Linked DNA regions of Homo sapiens: region 1 is linked to region 2. Evidence: chromatin loops called from intact Hi-C (ENCODE). Cell type or tissue: natural killer cell. All regions are shown on one strand.

What was found. Hi-C counts contacts between places; a loop is a spot of excess contacts. Peaks named below come from ENCODE experiments on the same cell type or tissue, not always from the same donor. Only the 100,000 strongest peaks of a DNase experiment are listed, where the experiment ranks them.
Region 1: a loop joins it to region 2, with 6 times the contacts of the local background. A loop is called at or near these places in 3 of 110 quality-filtered maps.

What each region holds. Positions count from the first base shown.
Region 1 is chr10:38,352,628-38,360,627 of GRCh38, reverse strand. It overlaps the pseudogene HSD17B7P2. Among named protein-coding and RNA genes, the nearest start is that of LINC00999, 72 kb to the left of the region's middle. RefSeq lists an enhancer at 4,034-4,591. In natural killer cell, no CTCF peak of the experiment used is centred here; DNase peaks (open chromatin) are centred at 3,770, 4,186 and 4,465; H3K4me3 peaks cover 1,318 bases; H3K27ac peaks cover 1,447 bases.
Region 2 is chr10:38,399,600-38,407,599 of GRCh38, reverse strand. LOC101929540 (a long non-coding RNA gene) reads right to left here and starts at 4,435. Exons shown (of 10, transcript XR_007062122.1): 1 at 4,050-4,435. It also overlaps the pseudogene SEPTIN7P9. RefSeq lists enhancers at 4,097-4,346, 3,790-4,661, 4,662-5,533. In natural killer cell, no CTCF peak of the experiment used is centred here; DNase peaks (open chromatin) are centred at 4,141, 4,429 and 4,699; H3K4me3 peaks cover 1,524 bases; H3K27ac peaks cover 1,882 bases.

The DNA.
Region 1 (8,000 bases), 47 kb after region 2:
TCACTTATCACCTGAAGTGCTCCCTTCTGCCCCACAGCCTCACTGCCTTGAATCTGTGCTAAGTTGCTAAATATCTTACGAAATACTAAATTACTAAACTTGCGATAAAGTACCGAATATCTTGAACCTTTGAAGGCATTTGGGAATAGTCAGTACTATAAATGTTAAAACTTTGGGTCTCAAAAGTAAACTGCATCGGAATGGGATATTATTAACTGGGAAATGAAGGTTCTTTTCTTCCAAATAAGAAAATATAACAAAATCTAAACAAAGCAGGTAAGAAGCCAGCTGGCTAAGAAAGTTTGGGAAAAGAATGCCTGTAAACATGATTTAAAACTCATAACTTCTCTCAACTTCATGGTTTTTATCTCCATAAGGACATTCAGTATACAGTTTCACAGCCCTGGAGATGCTTAAGTTATGGAGGAGTCGGGGATATGGAATATATCAAAATTTATGTGAAAACAGAACCTAGAAAATCTCCTCAGGTTTTTTTTTTTTTTTTTTCTTTAAGATGCGGTAGAAAACTCTAATAGCTCAGCAATACTGGAGAGAGAAACCACATTTACAAAGGACTAAGGCCACACTGAGAAGAGCTGGAGTGAAGAAAACTAGCTTTCACTTTGTAACTTGTGCATTTGGAACAGGCAAATGCAAATGATTATCAATTCACATAAAATACGAAGTATTTTTATTCAGCAAACGTCTTCATCAAGAAGGCCTTCCTTGTTTCTACCCATTTCATTTTACTGTCCAAGGAAACAAGGTAGTTCTTTGTCTCTTAAGTGCCTCAATATTTGAAAATTAATTATTCCAGATAGCCCTAGGGCAGCATAGACTAGTGCAGGGTTCTTGGACTTTTTTCATCATAAATTCCTCTTACAATTTAAAAACAAATAAATAAATAAAAAGCCCTCTCTGCCCAAAAAATGCATTGTGCACCTACATGCAATTTTGTGTTCACTTTCAGGGGAGTTATACATCTGAGGACTCTATTCCTTCATATACCAACTACTGATCAAATGTCTATTACATGCCAATTACTGTGAAGGTGTGAACAAATCTTTACTGGCCTAGGGAAAAAAAATACTCCTTAGGAAGCAGGGAGAAGCCCTGGGGTCTTGGACCCACCCAACTAATATAAGACTGGATGACCTTCCCAGGCATATTACCCTTATTTCTGTGTCTCAGTTTCTTCACTTGTTAAATGTCACTCACTACTTGCCTTATCTACTTAATGAATTCATTATGTGAAGAAAGATGTAAAAAATGAATTCAAATGTCAAAGGAGTTACCTTAACGTAAGGCAGTGCAACTGATCACACACCAGGATGTACTTACAAATTAGTCTCCATGAAATAATTACGATCATGGTTGAGATTGAAAATGTGGTACTGGCCAAGTGCAATGGCTCACACCTGTAATCCCAGCACCAACTGATCGATATGTATCAGGATGTACTCATAACTTAGTCTCCATGAAATAATTATGATCGTGATTGAGACTGAAAATGTGGTACTGGCTGGGTGCAATGGCTCATGCCTGTAATCCCAGCACCAACTGATCACACATCAGGATGTACTTATAAATTAGTCTCCATGAAATAATTATGATCATGATTGAGATTGAAAATGTGGTACTGGCCAGGCGCAATGGCTGACGCCTGTAATCCCAGCACTTTGGGAGGCCGAGGTGGGTGGATCACGAGGTCACGGGTTCGAAACCAGCCTGACCAACATGGTAAAACCCCATCTCTACTAAAAATACAAAAATTAACCAGGCATGGTGGCGCATGTCTGTAATCCCAGCTACTCAGGAGGTGGAGGCAGGAGAATCACTTGAACCCAGGAGGCAGAGGTTGAAGTGAGCCGAGATCACGCCATTGCACTCCAGCCTGGGCAACAGAGCAAGACTCTATCTCTTTAAAAAAAAAAAAAGAAAGAAAGAAAACGTGGTACTGAGACACAGTGGGTCACCCTATACAGACTTCTTCAACATAACTGCTTACACCGCACCTGTTTCTTTTTAGGTTTTTCTTTCCTCTCTTATTTTATTAAGTGTTATGCTGCACAATCACACGAGAAAAAAAAAATCCATCAGCAAGAGATATACCTTTGCTTAAGTTCCTTGGAGGCCCGGAAGAATGACTGCAGGTTGCTGACATCCACCTGGACAATGGTGACCTCAGCAGTGGGGTGAGAGGCCAGCAGAGCAGCACAGACAGCTTCTGCCTTGCTCATATTCCTGCACGCCAAACACAGATGAAGCTCATCATCTTCCGCCAGCAGCCGCTTGCAGAGGGCCAGGCCAATGCCACTGGGAGGACAATTCAGACACAAGATGTGGGTTATCTGGGATGGCATCAGGTAGAGGCATTTCTCTCTGGTTCAGAAAACTGTGTCAACTTGACCTCCAATGAGAAGCCCAGATAGAAAGAAAAGACTCAACAATTATTTAAGAAGGGAGGAATCCTACACTCCAATAGTCACTTGCTTGAGACACAGCCTAGTTTGTGTTTTTCTCGTTTTGAAAAACTTCAGTGACAAAATAACTGGACTGAAAACAAGAATTGTTCTTTAGTTTTTCTACTACTGGGCTTTATCCTGCCAGTGGTTTTCATTTTGTACTTATTATGCCACTCATGAAAATGATTTAATATATCACCAGTAAGGGCTCAAAAGAGCATCTTATTAGCTGTTTCCTATGTGCATTTTGACTTTGCTCTCTAGGCTCCTCAGGGGCAAGGGCTCTACCACCTATTGGTATCATAAACACCATAAGGAGCACCAGAAATCTCTGATAAAGGAAGAGATGAATCTTTCAGGATGAGGCATCAGTAACATGGCAGGATGTACAAATCCCTCTCAACAACTATGATTAAATAATAGAAAAAGAAAGAACTCAACATGATTAAGTAGAAGGTAGGAATACACTAAATATTAGATGAGTACACCACTTGGAAACAAAGAACTTCAAAACCAGCATTGTAAAACCGCATAGGAGTGGTGACAGCAGTCAGACCAGCCTGGCTGATAGCGATGAAAAGCTGGGTAATAAGTTCTCTTTCAAGACTTAAGTTGATTCCAGGCAAATATGTTAATAGTTAAAACCCAAAAAGAGCCTGGAACCATCAGTAATCTATTAGCACCAACAACAAAGCATCAAAAATATTTATTTGTCCTCACATGAGAACAGTAGGCATTTAATATACAATTGCACATATCACAATGTATGTAAAAGGAACAGACAAAATCAATTCTGACTTACTCAGTACCTTCCACATAAGAAGCACCAATCAACGGTTAAAGTCACTTGAGAGGGTATGCTAAAAAGTTGCCAAATGCAGACACCTACCAAGCTGGCTTAGTTAATATGCATGTGGTTAAATAATTCAAAGTGGATCAATCTTAAATGTTTAACATGTCCTCTGTCTTAATCATTTAAAAATGTCAAATGCAACTAGTAGAAAAATGGTTTGATTGGCTTCATCCTCCACACATTTTTCACAGAAGTGCAAATGACAGGTAAAACAAGCAACAGAAGAGGCTGAGAGACTAAACGAGCAACCCTGGAATTATTATGAGCTGGTTATTCTGCACCCCAACCATGCCTTCATAGGAAAAGATTAATTTTCTCTGGGTTTCTGAAGAGTATGTTAGCTCTCTAGCACTGAGCTAAATGAAACGGGATTGTTTTCTCTCCACCGTCCTAATGTTCATGGGTGTCCAAATTTGTAGGCAAAAGGCTTGTACAGACAAAACACCTGGAGTATAAGACATGATCACGTGGTCAGGAGCAAACTATTGGGCACTGACGATAAATACGAACAGTAGGCAAAGATGGAAAAGGGGCGGAGCCCGCCTGAGTACCCCATTGCCTTGATAACCTCAGGATCATCACTGCGACACTCATCACTTACTGATGCTCTAGTTTTCCTTTTCACTGTCATGTTTAATACAAAGCACCAGTTACTGAGCACCTCAAGAGGCCGACATGCCCCACACCTGCTGCAGACTCCGGGGAACCTAGGCAAAGCCAGGGGCGGGCGCTTCCGGGGTCCGTTCGTGGAGGGTCGCAGACCCCTGCTCTCTCGGACCCCTGATCCGCTGCCGCCTCTGCCAACACAAAGGAGCCTCACCTGCTAGCCCCGGTAATCAAAACCACCTTTCGCATCTTCGCGCACTCACACTTCCAAGCAGTGAAGCAAACGCCGCCGCTGCTTTCGGAAGTCCTACGATTTCGGGCCGCCTCACCCGTCACCAATCAGAGTACGGCCACGCCCCGCCTCCCGTTGCGTCATCGAGTCTGAGCTGATCCCTCCAATCTCAGTCCGCCAACCGTTCCCTGCCCTCGGAGACGGCGTCGGGTGAGATAGGCCGAGGGGCGGAGCTGCGTGACGCAAAGCCCGGAGCCATTCCAGGCTCTTCTCGCTCCGCCTTGGCGCAGGTGTCTGTCACTGCTTCCTAGGGCTCAGCGGACCCCTGATCTTTAATCCTGGTGGGGGCGTCACCCGGCCTAGCACTCAGGACAGGATCTGTGACACGCACTGGGTCTGTGCCCTGGCGCCTGAGATTGGCACTTCATTGCAGGAAGGCCTCACGGTATTTGCACCAGTGCCCATTCTAGAGAAAAGGTTTGGGTCTAGGAGCCAAAGTTGGGCGATTATTATCTAATTTTCCACTCCTTTTTGGATGTACAGATCCAGGCATTGTGCCACTTCACAGCCCAACTTTTGATCCCAGACCTCCTCCTCTAAAGAAACTTATTTGAGAAAATGAGCACTGATTTTATTAAGAACTTTATGTAGAATCAGACCTAAATTACCAGTATTCAAAACTTGGAATGTGGCGTGGAACCAGAATCTCAGAACTTCATTCGCCGAAGTACTGAGAATGTGCTGTAACCTTCTGTATCAGTGCATCTCAAACTGTGCTAAAGGACCTGTTTTTGTCTCCAAGCCATTCCAGATGGGTGCTTTTAGAAAATACAAAAAAAAAAAGTGCTAGAAAAAGAAAAGCAAAAGGCATACAAAACACAAGCCCCGATATTTTATTATTAGATCCAAGACATATAAAAGTACTCTGCCAAAATGAGGCAGAATAGGGTTTGGAGGCAGGGTACTTAAGGCCACTTCGTGCTGACTTCCTAAAGCTCAATCAAGGAAAAACAGCAAGGGCTGGAAGTAGGGAATCTGAGACCAGTTGGTGCTGGCTTCCCAAAGCTGGATCAAAAGGAAAACACCTGGGTCTGGGGGCCGAGAGCCTAGGGCCAATTAACACCAACTTCCTAAAGCTAAACCAGAAGGAAAAACCCCATCTCCCCACTCCCCAGTAGCAAAGGATCAAAGGCTACTCTCCCTACAACCTTCTGTTCCCAGACCAAACTGAGGGTTGGGCTGCTATTTTTCAAGGCCCAATAACGAGATGCAGATGAGCTGGGGAGGAAGAGAGTTTTTATTTCTGTAACCGGTTGCAGGGAGAAGGCCTGGAAATTATCGCCAGACCAACTCAAAATTACAGTTTTTCAGAGCTTATATACCTTCTAAGCGAACTGTCTACGTGTAAGTGTGCATTTATCTAAAGACATAAGTGATTAACTTCTTTTAATCTGTAACTAAGGTCTGAGTCCTGAAAACCTTCCTCTGGAGCCTCAGTAAATTTACTTAACCTAAATGGGTCCAGGTGCTGGGGTGATTATCCTTGTATTCTCTCCTGCTAAGTGGTGGAGGTTTGAGGAGTTCTCTTAGACCCCCCAATAAACTTGTTTGTGGAGGCCTGGGGAGTTTCTTCAGACCACAATAAAACTTGTTTAATCCTAAAGGGGTCCTGTTAAGAATTCTTTCTTTATTTTGTATGCTTTAAGAGGCCCAGGAAAGGCCTAGGCAAAATTCTTAATGGGCTTTTGTTACACCCCAGCCTTTGTATAAGGGCACTGGCTTTCAATATTTAACCACTTAGTCAGTACTGAAACAGTTGTTAGTGAGACGTGGCCTGCCACACTTCCACCGTGTCTCAGATGGAAAGGGAAAGTGCCTTGGATTGGCTGTGGGCCAACCACTAAGCATGGGCCATGCCATCATCTGCATAGGGCACAAATTCACCTCAGCCTTTACTTAGCCATAAACCAAATCCTTCATCCAGATAAGGGGTAGCGCATAGGGACCTCAAAAGAACTATTTAAAACCCAGAAAACTTTGTAACTGGGCCCTTGAGCCACTTGCTCAGGCCCACTCCCACCCTGTGGAGTGCTTTCTCAGTTTAATAAATCCCTGCTTTTGCTTTCGCAGCTTCACCTTTGTTACTTTGTGCATTTTGTCCAACTTTTCGTTCCAAATGGCCAAAAACCTGGATGACTCACACTCAAGGCCCTCCTTCCAGTGACAAAACTGCTATAAAGGTTTCTAATGCTTACTCTAGGTTTCTGTATTTGTAGTAGACTGGTAATGGGACCATCACTAGCCCCAGCTCATGCAGAATAAAACTGTGTATCATACATCAAACGCTACTGAACATACTTTATTTAATGGCCTCTTTCAGTGTTTTAATTATTTATGAACAGCAATGATCCATAAAACACTGAGATAATTTATATTGGCTTTTGATTCTAGAGGTTTTGATTAATGATACCAACTTACTTAGTAATCATTTATCCTATATCAAGAAAATTAGATTGAAAGAACAAATCTGGTTATTAGAACATTAGATTCCTAAATAAAACTTTTTTTTTTTTTTTTTTAGACAGAGTCTTACTCTGTCAGCAGGCTGCAGTGCAGTGGCGCAATCTCGGCTCACTGTAACCTCCGCTTCCCGGGTTCAAGCAATTCTCCTGCCTCAGCCTCCCGAGTAGCTGGGACTAAAGGCACACACCACCACACTCAGCTAATTTTTGTGTGTGTATATATGTGTATATATATATATATATATGTATATTTTTTTTAGTAGAGGTGGGGTTTCATCGTGTTGGCCAGGCTGGTCTTGAACTCCTGACCTCAAGTGATCTGCCTGCCTCAGCCTCCCAAATTGTTGGGATTACAGGCGTGAGCCACCGCGCCCGGCCAATAAAATTTCTATATCATGGGGGTCGAACTCAGCTCCTACGCTTATCCCACTTTCAACTGTTCTAAAGAGACCACAATTTAACAACATTTTCTGAAAGTCATGGAGTAAAATTAAGCCTAATTGTGAGAGTCTAGACCCAAAGACTCATTTTAAAATGTCCTAGAGCTCAGAGGTGATGAGGAATAAGAAGACCAGGTTGTGTGGCTGTCCCATAAAAAAAATCATTTCTATAAAGAAGGGAGAGGGCCTGGGCTGTGGAGGCTCAGCATTACCGCAGTCTCGGGATGACCGCCAGCCTAAGACAGACTGAATTAAGTGAAGTCCAGACAGCTTCAGAGCAAGACCGTCTGTCTCTCCTTTCCCCAAGATTTTCATTCAAGCCAAGTGATGAAACTGCTCTCTTCTTCCTTTTTCTCCACTAAAGTTGCTGCTTTCAAGGTGTTATGACTTTTGAAAGATGGGCTGAACTGCTAGAGGTGCTCAGAGAGACTAGAATAGAGTTCACAATAGATGCCATTTAATTTTATATTTTACAAATATTTTATCACTCATAGGACACAGCTTGATAACCATCATAATATGTTTTTATTGATGAGTGAATGGATAGGTGTGTTTTTTTTAATCATCGTAAGTTTATGTTTTGCATGGGCTCATTCTGTTCTCCTGGAAATCAGAAGAACAATAGGGTACACAATGATCCCATCTATCCCTGCCAAACCTTGGCCTGTGATTTATCTACCATGCCCCGTGCTGAAAAATGTGCTCAGAAAACTCACATATTCTGAGAAGTATTCTCAGAAAACTAAAAGTATAAACTTATTCTCAGAGACCAGGTAAGAAATGGGTTGTTTGGGGTCGTTTCATTCTAATCTCTAGTATAATGACTGAGTCTAAATTCTGGTTTTCATAGTTTTTTTTTGGTTTGTGCATGTGCGGGTAGTC
Region 2 (8,000 bases):
GAACCATCTTAGGTTACAGCCACCTCTGGGTCAATTCCCAACATTCAAAAGCTGAGCAGGGCTTTAAAGCTATCTTATTAATAATTATTTCTGTATTGCGAACTTCAGCATACTTTTTTCTAGTTACATTTGAAATGTTATTCTTTTGGGATGTACTCAAGTGAATACTGCTTTTTCCTCTGCCTTGCTTCATTACTTTTTAGTTTCCTTCATTTGAATCATCATTGTAAGTCTCCCCTTCTCCTCAAATAACTTTCAAATTGCTGCCAAGAACTATGTTCTATCTTAAGGCTTTTGAGAAAAAACTTTCAATGAAGATAGCCGCCTAAAGTTATACAAATATAGAAGAAACGGGATAAAATAAAGCTTAGATTGGAAAAAATATTTAAGATTATACAAAATTCACACGTAAACAAGGGAAGCTGAGTAATTGTATGTTCAAATACTTTTAACAAGTGCAAAACATGTAGGCTTAAAGAAATAGAGCTGGCCAGGCATGGTGGTTCACGCCTGTAATTCCAACAGTTTGGGAGGCTGAGGCAGGCAGATAACTTGAGGTCAGGAATTCGAGACCAGCCTGGCCAACAGAGTGAAACCCTCTCTCTACTAAAAATACAAAAATTAGGCCAGGAGTGATGGCTCATGCCTGTGATCCCAGCACTTTGAGAGGCCGAGGCGGGTAGATCACCTGAGGTCAGGAGTTTGAGACCAGCCTAACCAACATAGAGAAACCCCATCTCTACTAAAACTACAACATTAGCTGGGTGTGGTGGCACATGTCTGTAATCCCAGCTACTCGGGAGGCTGAGGCAGGAGAATCCCTTGAACCTGAAAGGCAAAGATTGTGGTGAGCCGAGATTGTGCCATTGCACTCCAGCCTGGGCAACAACCGCGAAACTCCATCTCAAAAAAAAAAAAAAGAAAAAATTAGCCAGGCATGGTGGCGCATGCCTGTAATCCCAGCTACTTGGGAGGCTGAGGCAGGAGAATCGCTTGAACCCAGGAGGCTGAAGTTGCGGTGAGCTGAGACTGCACCATTGCACTCCAGCGTGGGTAGCAGAGCAAGACCCTGTCTCAAAAAAAAAAAAAAGAGAGAGAGAAAGAAAGAAAGAGGGCTACATTATTTATGAAACAGATACTGTTAACTCAGTCACCAGAAAGCCTGTGTATAAATGAGCAGTGAGATATTCAAGCACAGCACACACACACTTCTCAGGACAGCTGTCATGAGAGTTCCATGCTCGTTTCCTTCTGGATACATCAGCAACTCACTCTGCTATGATCCTGCAATACATCTCATGTTAGAAATAGAGACATCTGGGCCAGGCACAGTGGCTGACGCCTGTAATCCTAACACTTTGGGAAGCCGAGGCAGGCAGATCACCTAAGGTCAGGAGTTCGAGACCAGCCTGGCCAACATGGTGAAATGCTGTCTCTACCAAAAATACAAAAAATTAGCTGGGCAGGGTGGTGCGCACCTGTAATCCCAGCTACTCGGGAGCCTGAGGCAGGAGAATTGCTTGAACCCAGGAGGTGGAGGTTGCAGTGAGCCGAGATCGTGCCACTGCACTCCAGCATGGGGGACGGAGCAAGGCTCTGTCAAAAAAAAAAACAACAACAGAAAAAGAAAAAGAAAAAGAAAAAGAAAAAAGAATTAGAGACATCTGGATGAAATCAGCTGCCAGTCTCGCAAAGTGTCGGGTAACATCCTATTAAGATTGCTGCTTACACATCATCTATAAAATACTGAAAATATCATTTTAAGAAATTTTTTTTTTATTTTGAGACAGAGTTTTGCTCGTTGCCCAGGCTGGAGTGCAATGGTGCGATCTCAGCTCACTGCAACCTCTGCCCCCCGGGTTCAAGCAATTCTCCTTCCTCAGCCTCCTGAGTAGCTGGGATTACAGGCATGCACCACCACGCCTGGCTAATTTTGTATTTTCAGTTGAGACAGGGTTTCTCCATATTGGTCAGGCTGGTCTCGAACTCCTGACCTCAGGTGATCCACTGACCTTGGCCTCCCAAAGTGCTGGGATTACAGGTGTGAGCCACCATGCCTAGCCAAGAAACCCTTATTTTAAAACAAGCCAGGCGCAGTGGCTCATGCCTATAATCCCAGCACTTTGGGAAGCCAAGGCGGGTGGATCACTTGACGTCAGTAGTTTGAGACCAGCCTGGGCAACATGTTGTAACCCCATCTCTACTAAAAATATATTTAAAAAATTAGCTGGGCGTGGTGGTGGGCACCTGTAATCCCAGCTTCTCAGGAGGCTGAGGCAGGAGAATCACTTGAACCTGGGAGGTGGAGGTTGCAGTGAGCGGAGATCACGCCACTGCACTCTAGCCTGGGTGACAACAGAAAGACTCCATCTCAAAAACAAAACAAAACAAAACAAAAAACCACTAAAAAAAAGACTCCATTTCAAAAACAAAACTAAAACCAAAAACACAACACAAATGTAGTACACAAATGAAAATAATTACTGTGTTAAACACAGTTTCATAGAAAATAAAAGACCAATCAAATACAATAAGCTGCCTTTTTAGATGGGTATGTTATTCTTCTTTCACAGCTAAAGAAACGGGCTCAGAGAATGTTATTTGATTGGACCGTGTTGCATCTCTGGACAGTGCAGCTGAGATCAGACTTTGTGGGTAACTCCACTAGCCTACCAGGGTGCCTCTCATAAAGGTAAGAAATGTAAATTTGGCCTAATATACAAAGTTGCCAGGGCAGCACTGGGTCAATTCTACATACAGTACTTCTATGTTCATCAAGGGAAACCTTAAGGGAAAGTGAAAATGCTTCTAGAAGGTGACTGGACACCAGCGCCTTTGCTTGTTGCCTTTGGGCTCTTCTTCTAAGGCCAACAGTGACCTGAAATTATTGACTGGCTTTTCCAATCAAGTGGACAAAATGGTACCAAGGTCGCCAACATCAGACAAATTCACTTGAGGGCCTTATCTATGTGCTTTGAACGACAAAACTGCTTTTGTAAAGGACACTGTATTTCAGAAAAACATAATCATATTAACAAATAATAACACTGTAAAATGCTGATGTGTTGAATGCTACTTTAGAAAAACATGCTCAAATCTAGGGAAAAAATTTGATACAAAACTACATATCAATTATCTAGCTAGCTAGCTAGCTAGAGACATGCTTTCATTCTATTGCTCAGGATGGGAAGCAGTGGGATTATCATAGCTCACTGCAGCCTTGAGCTCCTGGACTCAAGTGATCCTCCTGCCTCAGCCTCCTAACTAGCTAGGGCCACAGGTGGACACAGTTATGCCTGGGTTTTTGTTTGTTTTGTAGAGACAGGGTGTCACTACATTGCCCAGGCTGGTGTCAAACTTTGGAGTCTCGCTGTGTTGCCCAGGCTGGGGTGCAGTAGTGCGATCTCAGCCCAATGCAACCTCCGCCTCCCGGGTTCAAGTAATTCTCCTTTATCAGCCTCCCAAGTAGCTGGGACTACAGGCATGCGCCACCACGGCCGGCTAATTTTTGTATTTTTTGTAGAGACTGGGTTTCACCATGGCCAGGCTGGTCTCCAACTCCTGACCTCAGGTGATCCACCTGCCTTGGCCTCCCAAAGTGTTGGGATTACAAGTGTCAGCCACTGAGCCTGGCGGAGCACTTTCTTATGTTATTAAGTAGCCTAACCCAGGTGGGGCGCTGTCCCTCACGCCTGTAATCCCGACAACTCTGATGGCCAAGCTGAGAAGATCGCTACAACTCAGGAGTTCGAAACTGGCCCGGGCAACATAGCGAGACCCCCCGCCCACCCCATCTCTAGAAAAAAATACAAAAATTAGGCCAGGTGCACACAGCACCCGGCTAATTTTTGTATCTTTTGTAGAGACGGGGTTTCGTCATGTTGCCCAGGCTGGTCTCGAACTCCTGAGCCCAAGCCATCCATCCTCCCGCTTTGGCCTCCCAAAGTGCTGGGATTACAGTAGGGCCCAGCCAGCCTCATGTTTTATTTAGCAGTCCCTCCCTGTTGCACACTTGGATAGTTTTTTTAATTTTTTTAGACACGGTTTACCTCAATCTCGCAGGCTGGAATGCTGTGGTGGGATCATAGCTCACTGGAGCCTTGAACCTTTGGGTTCAAGTAGCTGGGGGGCTGAGGTAGGACTACAGAGATGGGGTTGCGCCATGTTGCTAGGCTGCTCTTGGCCTGAAGGGTCCTCCTGCCTCGGCCGCGGCAGACATAGTTTTCTATTTTTGACCAACATAAACACTGTGCTGGGTCTGAATTTTTCAGCTACCCTTCTTCAGCCGGCAACACACAGGACCTGGCGGTGAGGTCGCTCTTACCAGTCCCCACTCTGACGAGAAGACTGCCCAGCTCCAGGCACCGTAGCGCCCCAGTGACGTAGCCGAACACCCGCGCCTGTGACTCGCCAAAGGCCCACCTCTATGGTGTCGGCGAAGGCGCGCCCTTGCGGCGCCGGGGAAGGCGCGCCCGTGCGGCGCCGGGGAAGGCGCGCCCGTGCGGCGCCGGGGAAGGCGCGCCCTTGCGGCGCCGGGGAAGGCGCGCCCTTGCGGCGCCGCGGAAGGCGCGCCCTTGCGGCGCCGCGGAAGGCGCGCCCTTGCGGCGCCGCGGAAGGCGCGCCCTTGCGGCGCCGCGGAAGGCGCGCCCTTGCGACGTCACAGGGGACCGCCACTCACGCGGAGCCAATCGGAACTCATGGCGGGGCTGCTGGGTCTTCCAGGAGCGCGCATGAGCGGACGCTGCCTATGGGTTGCCGGGCGAGATGTAACCGGCTGCTGAGCTGGCAGTTCTGTGTCGCTAGGCTTCGGCCCGGCCGCCGCCACACATAAGCTGCGATGAGGAGCTTTACGACTTCCCGGTCTTCGGGGCCGGGCGCAGCAAGGGCCAGACTCTGCGCTAGCAGGCGCTGCGCGCCAACCGGCCGGCACCTGTCGCAGAAGGTGCAACCGATCGCACTGTCGCGCAGAAGCTCCTCAATGGCCAGCACCAGCTGCAGCCCCGGCCGCCCACTCGCCTCACTTGAGCCTGTGTACGTGCGCCCCACAACGCCTCCCCCAGCCAGGGCCCGTGGATCCCCGGGAGCGTCCCCGGCTATCTGGCGCTGCTCATCCTGGGTAGGGTCGGCCCCTCTGAGGCTGCCCGGCATGAGGGAGCTGCAACCCTGAGCTTGACCTCTGACGGCCCTTTGTAATAGCATTAAGTCTTTGAAACTTTGTAGCGGGGTAGAAGGGGCTAGGAAACAAAGAAAACATCTTTTTGAAAATATAATCTGTCGGCTGGGCGAGGTGGCCCACGCCTGTAATCCCAGCACTTTGGGAGGTCGAGGCGGGATCGCGAGGAGAGGAGTTCAAGACCAGCCTGGCCAGCATGGTTTCACTGAAACCCCGTCTCTACTAAAAACACAAAAATTAGTCGGGCGTGGTGGCAGGTGCCTGTAATCCCAGCTACTCGGGAGGCTGAGGCAGAGAATTGTTTGAACCCGGGATGCGGAGGTTGCAGTGAGCGGAGATCGCGCCACTGCACTCCAGCCTGGGCAACAGACCAAGACTCCGTCTAAACAAACAAATATATGTGTGTATATATATGCGATCGAGCCCAGGAGGTTGAGATTACAGTGAGCTGAGATTATATAAGCGATCAAGCACTGGAGGTTGAGGTTACAGTGAGCTGAGATTGCGCCATTGCACTCCAGCCCGTGTAACAGAGGGAGACTCTGTCTCTAAAAAATTATATATAAGTGAGAGCTTTTCTTCCAGCACTCATGCTCAGACTGAAGAAAGTAATTGTGCCAGGCCCGGTGGCTCACGCCCGTAATCCCAGCATTTTGGGAGGCAGAGGCGGTGGCGGAAGCAGGTGGATCGCTTGAGCTCAGGAATTCCAGACTAGTTTGGGCAACATGGTGGAACCCTGTCTCTACAAAAATACAAAAAATTAGCTGGGCATGGTGGCACGCACTTGTAGTCTCCGCTACTTGCCGGGCTTAGGCAGGAGGATCGGTCAGCTGCAGCCTTGACCTCCAGGGGCAATCCATTTCAGCCTCCCAAAGTGCTGAGATTACAGCCATCGTGACTGGCTTTACACTATATTTTAATACTTTTTTTGAAAATGGAAAATTTTACAGGCAATTCACTTCCTTCAAACTAATGATAAGGAAGTGATGCTGTTCTGTTCTGTTTTGTTTTTTGTTTTTGTGTTTTTTTTTTCTTTTTTGAGATGGGGTCTTGCCCAGGTTGGAGTGAGGTGGTGCAAACAAGGCTCACTGCAGCCTTGACCTTCGGGCTCAAGGAATCCTTCCCTGTCAGCCTCCCCGGTAGCTAGGACTACAGGTGCATGCTACCACGCTTGGCTAATTTTTTTGAAATGGAGTCTCACTCTGTCTCCCAGGCTGGAGTGCAGTGGTGCAATCTCGGCTCACTGCAGGCTGGTCTCAACCTCTGACTTCGGATGGTCCACCCACTTCTGCATCCCAAAGTGCTGGGATTACAAGTGTGACCCACCATGCCTGGCGATTTTGCTCATTTTAGATACTAGAACTTTTTAAATTAAATTTTTTTTTTCCTGAGATGGAGTCTTACTTTGTCTCCAGGCTGGAGTGTAGTGGCATAATCTCGGCTCACTGCAACCTCCACCTCCTGAGTTCAAGCGATTCTCCTGCCTCAGCCTGCCAGAGTTGCTGGGACAACAGGTGTGCACCACCACACCCAGGAGTTCAAGGCTGCAGTGAGCCATGATCGTACCACTGCACTCCAGCCTGGGCAACACAGCGAGACCCTGACTCCACAAATAAATAAATCAACATCATATGATCTGTACCAGGGTATAGGCAGGTGCTATGATCCCCACTTTTCATCCTCAACTCTAAGTTGAGTCATACATCAACCTCTAGTAAAAAGTGGCATGCTCTCAGTCAAAGGAGTAAGCCCAAACCACGTGGAGAGAATCTTATCTCTTTTGAGAGCTATATAAAAAGAATTCCTCCTAGGCATAAAAATATTGTGACACCAGTTACTTAGGCTAAACATGCCTATTATGCTAAGTGAGTTATTAACAATAAATACTTTAACTCTGTGCCATGTTAATTATCATAATCTGATTTATAATTTGTTTTAACCTTAGGTTATATATACCTTGAAGCCATTTATATTTTGGTATACTTGTAATAATTACTATACACTGGACTATGTATATTGGACTAAACACGGAGAGTCAAAAAAGAGTATGTGGTCAGAGTAGAAATCATGCCCTAGCTTCCTTCGTGTCTACCTCCTACCTTGAGTAGAAGTGGTAGAAAAAGTAATTACCTAAGATTTTTTTGGATTCTGGTTTGTGGAGAATCACCCTTATATTTAGGCTGATGGGCGGCGAAATTAGAAAGTATTTTTTGTGATTTTGAATTTTATACAGAGATGTTCATTGTGATTAATTATTCTTTGTATTAGCAGATTTTTGCTTTTTATAGCTGCATGATTTCTTGTTTATTATTCATTCATTATTGTCTATTAATAAAGAAAAACTTTATTTCACTGAAGCAGTGATATATAATCCAACTTGGATTTTTAAATAATGACTGACTTTTTTCTTTGGGAATACATTACTGTTAAAAATGTAATTATTAGATACATTACTTTTAATGAATATAAGTGGTATAATTAGAAGGCTGAAAAGAATCCTTGGAAACGTGAGTTTAATTTGATAGCTAAGAAACTGAGGACAAGATACTTATTCTTTGTAGCATATTTTCTAATGTCATTTCATTGTCTCACCAAGAAATACTTGCATAAAGCAAGTTCAATTACAGCATCTGTTGAATATTTAAGGTTGGGTAAAGTGGGTGAGTTTAACAGATATTTTCCCTTATTTCTTTTAGACGAATCTGGACTGGGAAAGTTGACATTAATCAACTCATTATTCCTCACAGATTTGTATTCTCCAGAGTATCCAGGTCCTTCTCAGAGAATTAAAAAACCTGTACAGGTCTAGATATTGGTATTTTTAATT